Linked DNA regions of Homo sapiens: region 1 is linked to region 2. Evidence: chromatin contacts called from ENCODE Hi-C or POLR2A ChIA-PET data. All regions are on one chromosome and are shown on one strand. Each heading gives the region's core, a stretch centred on a gene start or an enhancer-like site at or near the end of the contact. The rest is flanking DNA. Distances are from core to core; before and after follow the strand shown. Region 1 overlaps CHRDL2 (chordin like 2). Region 2 overlaps POLD3 (DNA polymerase delta 3, accessory subunit).

Region 1 (3,997 bases), core at 1,421-3,920, 60 kb before region 2:
CAGGCAGATGCTAGGTGAGGCCACACCACGAGGGGCCAGCCCCAGACACAGGAATCTAACCAGATAGTTGGCTTAGGGTTAAGGGCCTTTTAGATTCTAAAGTTTCACAGTAGAAAGGATGTCGGGGTCTCAATTCCAAGCCCTGTCTAGGAAGGAAGCCCCCCTGCAGCCTCCTGATGGCTTGATGGTATCTGGCACCTGACTGTACATACCCCCACTCCTACTCCAGATAGGTGACACACTTCCAACACTGTGAATTGCTCAGCCCAAAGGGCATCTGACTTCACACTGAGCTGAGCCTATCCTGTGTCCCTGGACTTGCCCATTGGTGCCAGCTCTGCTTTGAGGATCCACAGAGCCTACCTGCCCTCAGACCTGCCACAGCCCTTCAAAGGGCAAGAGGCACAACCATGACCCTCAGGCTAGCTCTTGATTCCAGGCCAGAGACCCAGTCCTTTCAATTATGCTTTAATGCTTTACAGACCACAGTGTGGGAACCCGCCCTCATCCCTGCCACCTTCTCTCCAATTTTTCTGTAACTCGGGAGCATGCAGTGGCAGGCCTGTGCCGAAGGACCCATCCCCATCTCATCTCATGCTTGTTGCCTGCCGCTATGATATAATCCCTGGGCCTTTGGAGTTTCTTCCATATCCTGGTCCTTGGCATCTGGGCTGGGGGGGTCCATGGACAGTGCTGGACATTTCCTGATTCCTGGAACTCAGTCCCAGGATTAGGGTTTTCTGTTCCCCTTGGCGGTAATCCCACGCTGATTCCCATAAGCAGGGCCAGTTCTTGGTCTTCTTAAAGGCAGTGCTGGCCTAGCAGAGGCCTTGCTGGTTGCATCTGTTCTTTCTGGCCAGAGACCTTGGTGGGTAACAGCTGGTGCAGCCTCACAGCCCATGTGCTCAGGGCCTCAGAGCCATGTGTGGTGCCAGTGGCCAGCACCCCATGAGATGCAAACATCAGGGGATCCAGCTAATACCTCATTCCCCCTTGGGGCCTGGCCTAGACTGGGTATGTGGGGTGTGTGTGTGTGTGTGTGTGTGTGTGTGTGTGTGTGTGTGTGTGTATTTGTTCATCTATCTATCCATCCATCCATCCATCCATCCATCCAGGGATTCATTCATTCTACATGCCAAATGTGGGCCAGGCTCAAGGGACCCAGAGAGGAGAGCCCTCTGGGAGTCCCCAGTCTGGTAGAGGAAGCAGGAGTAGACACAATGAGAGCACATTAGAAACAGGCACAATCACAGATGGAAGCCAGGTGCTGTGGGTGCCCCAAGGAGGAATTGCCTCGGGTGGATTAGGGAAGACTTCCCAGCTAAGGCTTGGAGCACAGGTAGGAGTTCATTTGGTGCTAATAGTAGAAGTCGTGGCCAGGTGCAGTGGCTCACGCCTGTAATCCCAGCTTGTGCTTTGGGAGGCCAAGGCAGGTGGATCATTTGAGGTCAGGAGTTTAGCATGGCTTACATGCTAAAACCCAGTCTCTACTAAAAATACAAAAAAAAAAAAAAATTAGCCAGGTGTGGTGGCGGGCACCTGTAATCCAAGCTACTCAGGAGGCTGAGGCAGGAGAATCGCTTGAACCCGGGAGGCAGAAGTTGCAGTGAGCTGAGATCATACCATTGTACTTCAGCCTGGGCAACAAGAGTGAAACTCCGTCAAAAAAAAAAAAAAAGAAAAAAAAGTAGAAATAGAAGGCAATAGTAGAAGATATTCCAGCAGAGGGAACGGCATTTGAAAAGGCTTGGCCTCCTCAGGGGACGTCAAGTACTTGGTTAGGGCTAGGGCACAGGCAAGCCACTGTAACTCTGCCACTTGCTAGTTCTTTGGTATCTGAATAAACACACCTATTGATTTTTATCATATGTTCTATGCCCTGAGAAAAGCGTGACCAGTTCACATGAGCCAGCCAACCTTCCTTCCTCCCTTCCTGCCCTCCTTTCCTTTTTCCCTCCTTCTCTTTCCTTTCTTCCTCCTCTCCCTCCTGCCTTCCACTTCCCTCCCTCCCTGCACTGGGGACAGGTGGGTGTTGTGAGAGCAGGATGGTGCAGGTGACAGGAGCAGGATCAGCAAAGAGAACAGACAGAAGAAAACAGGCTTCACTGTGGAGGCGACAGGACGTCAGGGAAGGGGAATGACAGGGTGACGTATACATGTTCTAATGACCAGAGCTAGGATTGCAGATTAGAGGGGGAGTGAAAGGGGTTAGGACTCTAGTGTAGTGACCCAGACAAGACAACAGGGGCCTGAGTGAGGATAGTGGCAGAGAGATAGGAGAATGGATTCAAAATATTGAGGAAATGTCATCAGCAGGATTTTGTGTCTGATCAGAATGGGGTGGGGGAGGGAGTGATTGGGTCCGTTCTGTGCTAAGTCACCCTGTTTCACTTTTCACCGACTGTAGGTTTTTGCCTTGCCTGCTCACATCCTTGTCTCTGCCCTCAGGAATCTTCCACTTGACTCAGATCAAGAAAGTCAGGAAGCAAGACTTCCAGAAAGAGGCACAGCACTTCCGACTGCTCGCTGGCCCCCACGAAGGTAGGAGCTTGGGCTGAGGAATGGGGCCGGGGCAGGAAGAAGGCAAGGACACGGGCCAGAGCCTTTCGGGGAGTTCCCAGGCTGCTGGTGCCGGGAGGAGGGGCTGTCAGCCACAGACGTCAGTTCCCAGCACAGGAATCCAGCGGGTGTCTGCGCCAGAGATTTCCTAACTCCAGAGCGGGAAGGTGAAGCAGAGCTGGCTGGATTTGGTTCTGAGGGTGGAGGGAGAAAGGGCTGTGGAGAGGGGAGGTCTGAGCCCCCAAACCTGGGTACTGCCCACTCCCTCTCTACTGGAATGTTTCCACTTTCCTTCTATACCTTACTTTTAGGAAGATGGACCCAGGTGGGGTTTCAGGTCGGGGAGGGGAGGTCACAGAGGGGAGTATTACCAACAGGTGTCAGGAAACCAGTTCTGTCCCCCAAGGTTGTTTGAAAGCTGGGTCATGTGCCCCATCACACCCAGTGTGATGGCACACTCGCCTCCAGGCTCCCTGTGGGCTCCAAACCCTGGCCCTTGCAGTTCCTCCTGGCCCAAGGCTTTTCCAACCCCCAGCTGCTGCCTCTGTTGTGCACGTGCAGACACATACGCCTCTTCCCTCTTCTGCCCTCCTCCATGCAGGTCACTGGAACGTCTTCCTAGCCCAGACCCTGGAGCTGAAGGTCACGGCCAGTCCAGACAAAGTGACCAAGACATAACAAAGACCTAACAGTTGCAGATATGAGCTGTATAATTGTTGTTATTATATATTAATAAATAAGAAGTTGCATTACCCTCAGCCCTGCCTTCTGGGTTCATATCCAGTCTCCTGCATGCTCTCCTAGCAACTCCACAAGGCAGACCTGGTTATCCCCATTTTACAGGGGTGGAAACCAAGATCCAGAAGGGATAGAGAATGGTCCCAGTCCTCACAGTGAGTTGTCACCACAGCCAGGGCTAGCTCCCCCAGCCTCCTCACCCAGGCCCCCCACTGCAGCACCTCCTGCTTTTCCGGGCAGCCCCCCTCCCACAGCTCTTTGACACTGAGCCTCAGAAAGAGGAATGACTCTAATTAGCCAGGGGAGGGCGTTAATGGAGCCTTAAAGCACTTTCCCAGCAAGTATTCCTGGGATCCTCACCACTGTCTTCACACCCTACAATGAGGAAACCCAGTTAGGGAGGAGCAGCAGGCAGTCATTTGCCCAAAGCCGCAGAGCTGCTTAGTAGCAGATCTGGAGTTGGAAGCCAGATCTCTCGCTCCAGGCTAGCACTCCTTCCCCAGTTCCACAGTGTGGCCAGTGTCACGAGCCCAGATAGCCTCACCTCAGAGGATTTCCAAGACTGGGCGGTCAGATTGCTAACCTGGCACCATGCTCTGAGAAGGCCCAACAGTTAGCAATTAAAGACACCATTAGGGCCAGGCACGGTGGCTGACGCCTACAATCCCAGCACTTTGGGAGGCCGAGGGGGGTGGATCGT
Region 2 (4,204 bases), core at 1,017-3,516:
ATGTTCTCTCCTTCCCTGTTTTAAATGTTGAAGTGCAATTGCCACTGGAGCATTCCGTCCCTCTTATCCAGCTAATCCCATTAAGGCTGCATAATCAACAATCCCTTCCCAGAGAGTTCCCAGAGTTTGTCTTTAATTTTGTAAGAGCCCAGAATTCACTTTGATGTTCACTTAGAGGCTAAAAAATACTGATAAATTTTAGATATATATTAAGTATTCTGAAAGGCCTTACTACTCAAATTGTGCTCCGCACACCAGAGGCAACAGAATCTCCCATGAGCTTATTAGGAATGCACTCTCAGTTCCCACTCCTGGCCTACTGATGCAGAATTTCAATTTTAGCAAGATCTTCAAGTAATGCACATAGCCGGCAAAGTTTGAGAAATGTTGCTCTAAGATAATTAGAGAATTCCCATGGCATACCTATTCGTTCAGCAATTAGACCCCAGAACACCACCTCCATCTCACATGCATCTTCAAAAGCATTATGTAACTGAATTAATGGGACAAAATTACGAGCTGTTATTTATTCAATATCTTAAATTAGAAAAGTCTGAAGAGCCATCTACAGATACAGAAAGGAAATTACTTTCTACTAGTTGGTGGTATAAGACTTTGCTCCTTCATAAGCTATATTCTGTACTCAAATGGCAGCATGTCTACATTATACTTCAGCATCAATTAGCTCATTATTTCATTACTTATTAATGAAATCAATGGCTGTCTCATTGCCAATTTTGTGTGAGACATTGCTCAGGGGAGTTAAAAAACAGTCAGGGCAGCACCAACAAAATTTCTTTAGCAGCATATTCAGTATACTGTAAGAACTAAAAGGAATATTTCTATATTCAAAGCTGTAGCTACCGCAAACCCCAGAAAAAAGGAGGTCTCCATTAAAAATATAGGGCCTTTATTTTAGCTGAACAACATGCCACTTTTCTGGGTTGCCATTAAAAAAAGGCAAACAAACCTGGTTTTCGTGGGTAACATCAGATTTCTTTTCCACTTAACTGCTTTGCTCTTAGAAACCCATTCCCTTGTCCAGAAGTCTACTCCAAACTTATCTCAGGGGCCCAACTACCCAATTTCTGCTGCAAAGTCACAAAGAGAGAAAGATGAGCTTTCTAAACCCATAGAACAAATCTGATCCAGCACAGGACAGGGCAAGCCCCCTATGCTGGTACATTTGGAACAGTCTGAGCAGAGAGAGGAAAGCAGAACTCCTTTGTTGGTAACCAAAGCCAAGATTCATTAGGTTGAGCTTGGACCAAAAACCTTTAAAAAAAAAAAAAAAAGTGCAATGTGAGCACAGTTTTCACTGCTGCATCCAAGGCTCTTAACAGTCCTGTCTGGAGACAGGAGTGCAAAAAAGTCCACATCACACACCTGGCCAAAACTCGAGTACTATATTTTAAACAAAGCAATAAATAATTACCCACAAATTCCCAATGAACTCTCACTCTCACAAAGACGTTTGACTTTTTTCTTTTGGGGCAGAAAGAGGAGGAAAAAACTGGCACCAATGTTTTTGTCCTCTTAAATTTAAAAAATGCACTGTTGAATTAAGAAATTCAACAGTAAACACATATATTATCACCCATGGCCAAACCAAGAGGCTTGAAAATGGCAACTATTAAAAGACTGAAAGCCAAAAAAAAAAAAAAAAGGAAGAAAAAGAAAAAAAAAAACCCATTCAAAGTCCAGAATTCACAGGTTCACAAGAAATTTGGCACTGAAAAGACAGAATTTCCACACGTAAAGAATTTTACTCCCCAATCACATGTTACAATTAAAATGGCAGAGGCCTTTTCAGAGGACTGGGAGGTGGGGAATAGTGGGACAGGGAGCACAGATGACAAAATGTCTTCACTAGTTTTAAGAACCTGGAAAGGTTGATTCTTCAGAGCCAATCTTTTCAAAACAAGTCTGAACTAGGAAAAAAAAAAATCAGTAACAGGGAAAATAATCTTCTCTGAAGATCCAAGCTGTAGCAGGTGCCACAAAAGGCAAAATGACAACCATGGGCTATCCAACTAACAAAGGTAAGAGCCTAAACCCACAACTCTTTTCAAACACAAAAATACAGTACCAGGATCTGAGCATCCCATCAAACCTCAAGTGCTAAATCTTAAAAGCTCCACAGAAGTCTAGTGTGATTATGGAAAGGGTAGAAGAAGCTAAAACATGGCTGAAGAACTAGCCAATGACTCAAAGCCTGAACTCTAATTCCTCCCTAGGCCTTCATAACAAGCACATGCTTTTACCTAACATGGCTTACAAATAGGAAACATAAAGGAAGCAATCTCGATGAGTCATACCCTTCTGAAGAACAAATGGAACCAAATACCAAAGATGACTCTTGATTACAGTCTAATCATCTGTAGCTTCTTTTCCACTGTTCAAATTTATAAAAACAAATATTCTAGAAAAAAAAAAGCTTCTCAATGTCTATGATAACATCTTAAGCCCATACTGTGGTTTCCATCTTGTTTTTGGATATATTTATGCCACCTGAATCTTCATAACTGCACATTTAGGCAAAATAGATATTCCATAGATAAGAAACTCTTCACCAGGGACGACATAACTTTTAGCCAAGATCTCAGTGCTTATTTTTATAGTCTATGACCTAAACAAGAACCTAGGTGTTCTGACTTACACTCTGCTACACAAAGTGTATGCCATAGACAAACAGCATCAGTACCACTTGGGCATGATTCACATGTAAATTAAAGTTTGAGATGTACCTGTTCTAAAAGGGATTATGGTGCCTCTGTGGTAATAAGAGATTCTATCTCTGGATTTGGAGCCAAATATTTGTCTTACCTATGCAGCCTTCCCCATCCAGGTAAGTTTTAGATTTTAGTACGCGTTTTCGTTTTCTTTTGTTTTCTCCACTTGAGCTCTAAAAGGTCAGAGGATACAATGTTAAGCTGGATCAATTATGTTATACAGAAAAATAACAAAAGCTTTTAAATCTATACTAATCACTCTCCAATACTCCATTATGATAAAAAGTTGAAAGAGAAACTCTACATTAGTTTTAGAGAACCAACCCCATCACACAGACAAGTTACGCCCACTATATACACAGGCTTGATACTTCATTGTTCATAAGAAGGAAAGTAGCATGCTGAAGAAAGAACTGTGTTCTGTTCATTCAGTCAATAAACTATTGTTGGGTAGTGCAGGCAGCATGGTTAAAAAGACATATAGGATAAGGACCTTAGTGGAGGAGAGAGAGAAGGAAAGCAGACCACTGCAATACAGTGTAGTGAGGGCTGAGACAGATATTATGGGAGTACACAGGGATGGCCCCTAAACCACACCAGGGATTTCTGTGGCATATGCCCTTGCTGTAGATACTTGCTATGTCAGCCTTCACATTTCTTGTCTTCTTTTTTTGTTTGTTTGTTTTTTAGAGACAAGTTCTGGCTCTGTTGCCCAGGCTGGAATGCAGAAGTGCAATCATAACTCACTGCAACAGTCCAACTCCTGGGCTCAAATGATCATCCTACCTCAGCCTCCCAAGTAGCTGAAACTAAAAGGCATGTGCCACCATGCCCAGATATTTTTAAAGTAGAGACAAAGTCTCCCTGTGTTGCCCAGGTCTCAAACTCCTGGACTCAGGCATTCTGCCCACCTCAGCCTTCCAAAGTGCTGGGATTACAGGTGTGAGCCAACACGCCTGGCCAGCCTTGACACTTCAACATTATAGCTATCTAATTTAGTCTCAAAATAGGTATTACTAGTATCAACTTCCTTTTATCTCCACTGGTCTCTTTCGTCCCATTTTCTCTTCAGCTAATGAGGAAATCAGCGTAAGATTTAAATGATGGTCTTAACACAATGAATTAAGAAAAACTAACAGCCACAAAGGAAAAAAAAATTGTCAGCGACTATTTTTTCAACTCTTCATTATCTACACTAATAGGTGTAGATAAGATGCAGCTGAAGAGCGTTCAAAGCTATATTTCCCCTTTGGTTGACAGTTTTCCCATCCAGCCCTTTTCCAGAATTGCTTCTGAAGAGCAACAAACGTGTGTTAAGTTGTTTGTTCCCCTCTGTCTTTCACGTGTTGCTCTGATGCAGGGGGGATCTCTTTTTACACCATTCTAACAGGAGCTGTACAGCACAGCAGAGATGCTGAAGGTCATGAAAACAGAACAGCTCCCAGGTTCCACCTCTGCAACGTTCCTGAGAC

What was found. A loop is a pair of places that touch in the nucleus more often than their neighbours do. ChIA-PET counts read pairs that join two places held with the same protein, here RNA polymerase II (POLR2A). Pooled maps may share reads with other maps.
Region 1: a loop to region 2 is called in a map of esophagus muscularis mucosa, with 2.4 times the contacts of the local background. The contact joins two enhancer-like sites. A Hi-C loop is called at or near these places in 8 of 168 maps with a recorded cell type or tissue (K562, aorta, esophagus muscularis mucosa and 4 more) and 9 of 50 pooled maps. POLR2A ChIA-PET finds 5 or more read pairs at or near these places in 5 of 52 experiments (AG04449, AG04450, K562 and 2 more).

The regions. Positions count from the first base shown.
Region 1 is chr11:74,695,749-74,699,745 of GRCh38, reverse strand. CHRDL2 (chordin like 2) reads left to right here. Exons shown (of 11, transcript NM_001278473.3): 10 at 2,449-2,541; 11 at 3,161-3,317. The coding sequence ends at 3,237. It overlaps LOC124902713, which reads left to right. Exons shown (of 2, transcript XM_047427990.1): 1 at 1-1,076; 2 at 1,078-1,441. The coding sequence starts at 922. The coding sequence ends at 1,402. Among named protein-coding and RNA genes, the nearest start is that of MIR4696, 23 kb to the left of the region's middle. RefSeq lists enhancers at 1-86, 1,923-3,122. Within about 2 kb of position 2,670, at least 24 of the 41 ENCODE cell types and tissues checked have a DNase peak (open chromatin) inside an H3K27ac peak, as active enhancers do.
Region 2 is chr11:74,634,898-74,639,101 of GRCh38, reverse strand. It overlaps POLD3 (DNA polymerase delta 3, accessory subunit), which reads right to left. Exons shown (of 12, transcript NM_006591.3): 11 at 2,827-2,905. Among named protein-coding and RNA genes, the nearest start is that of POLD3, 44 kb to the right of the region's middle. Within about 2 kb of position 2,266, at least 3 of the 41 ENCODE cell types and tissues checked have a DNase peak (open chromatin) inside an H3K27ac peak, as active enhancers do.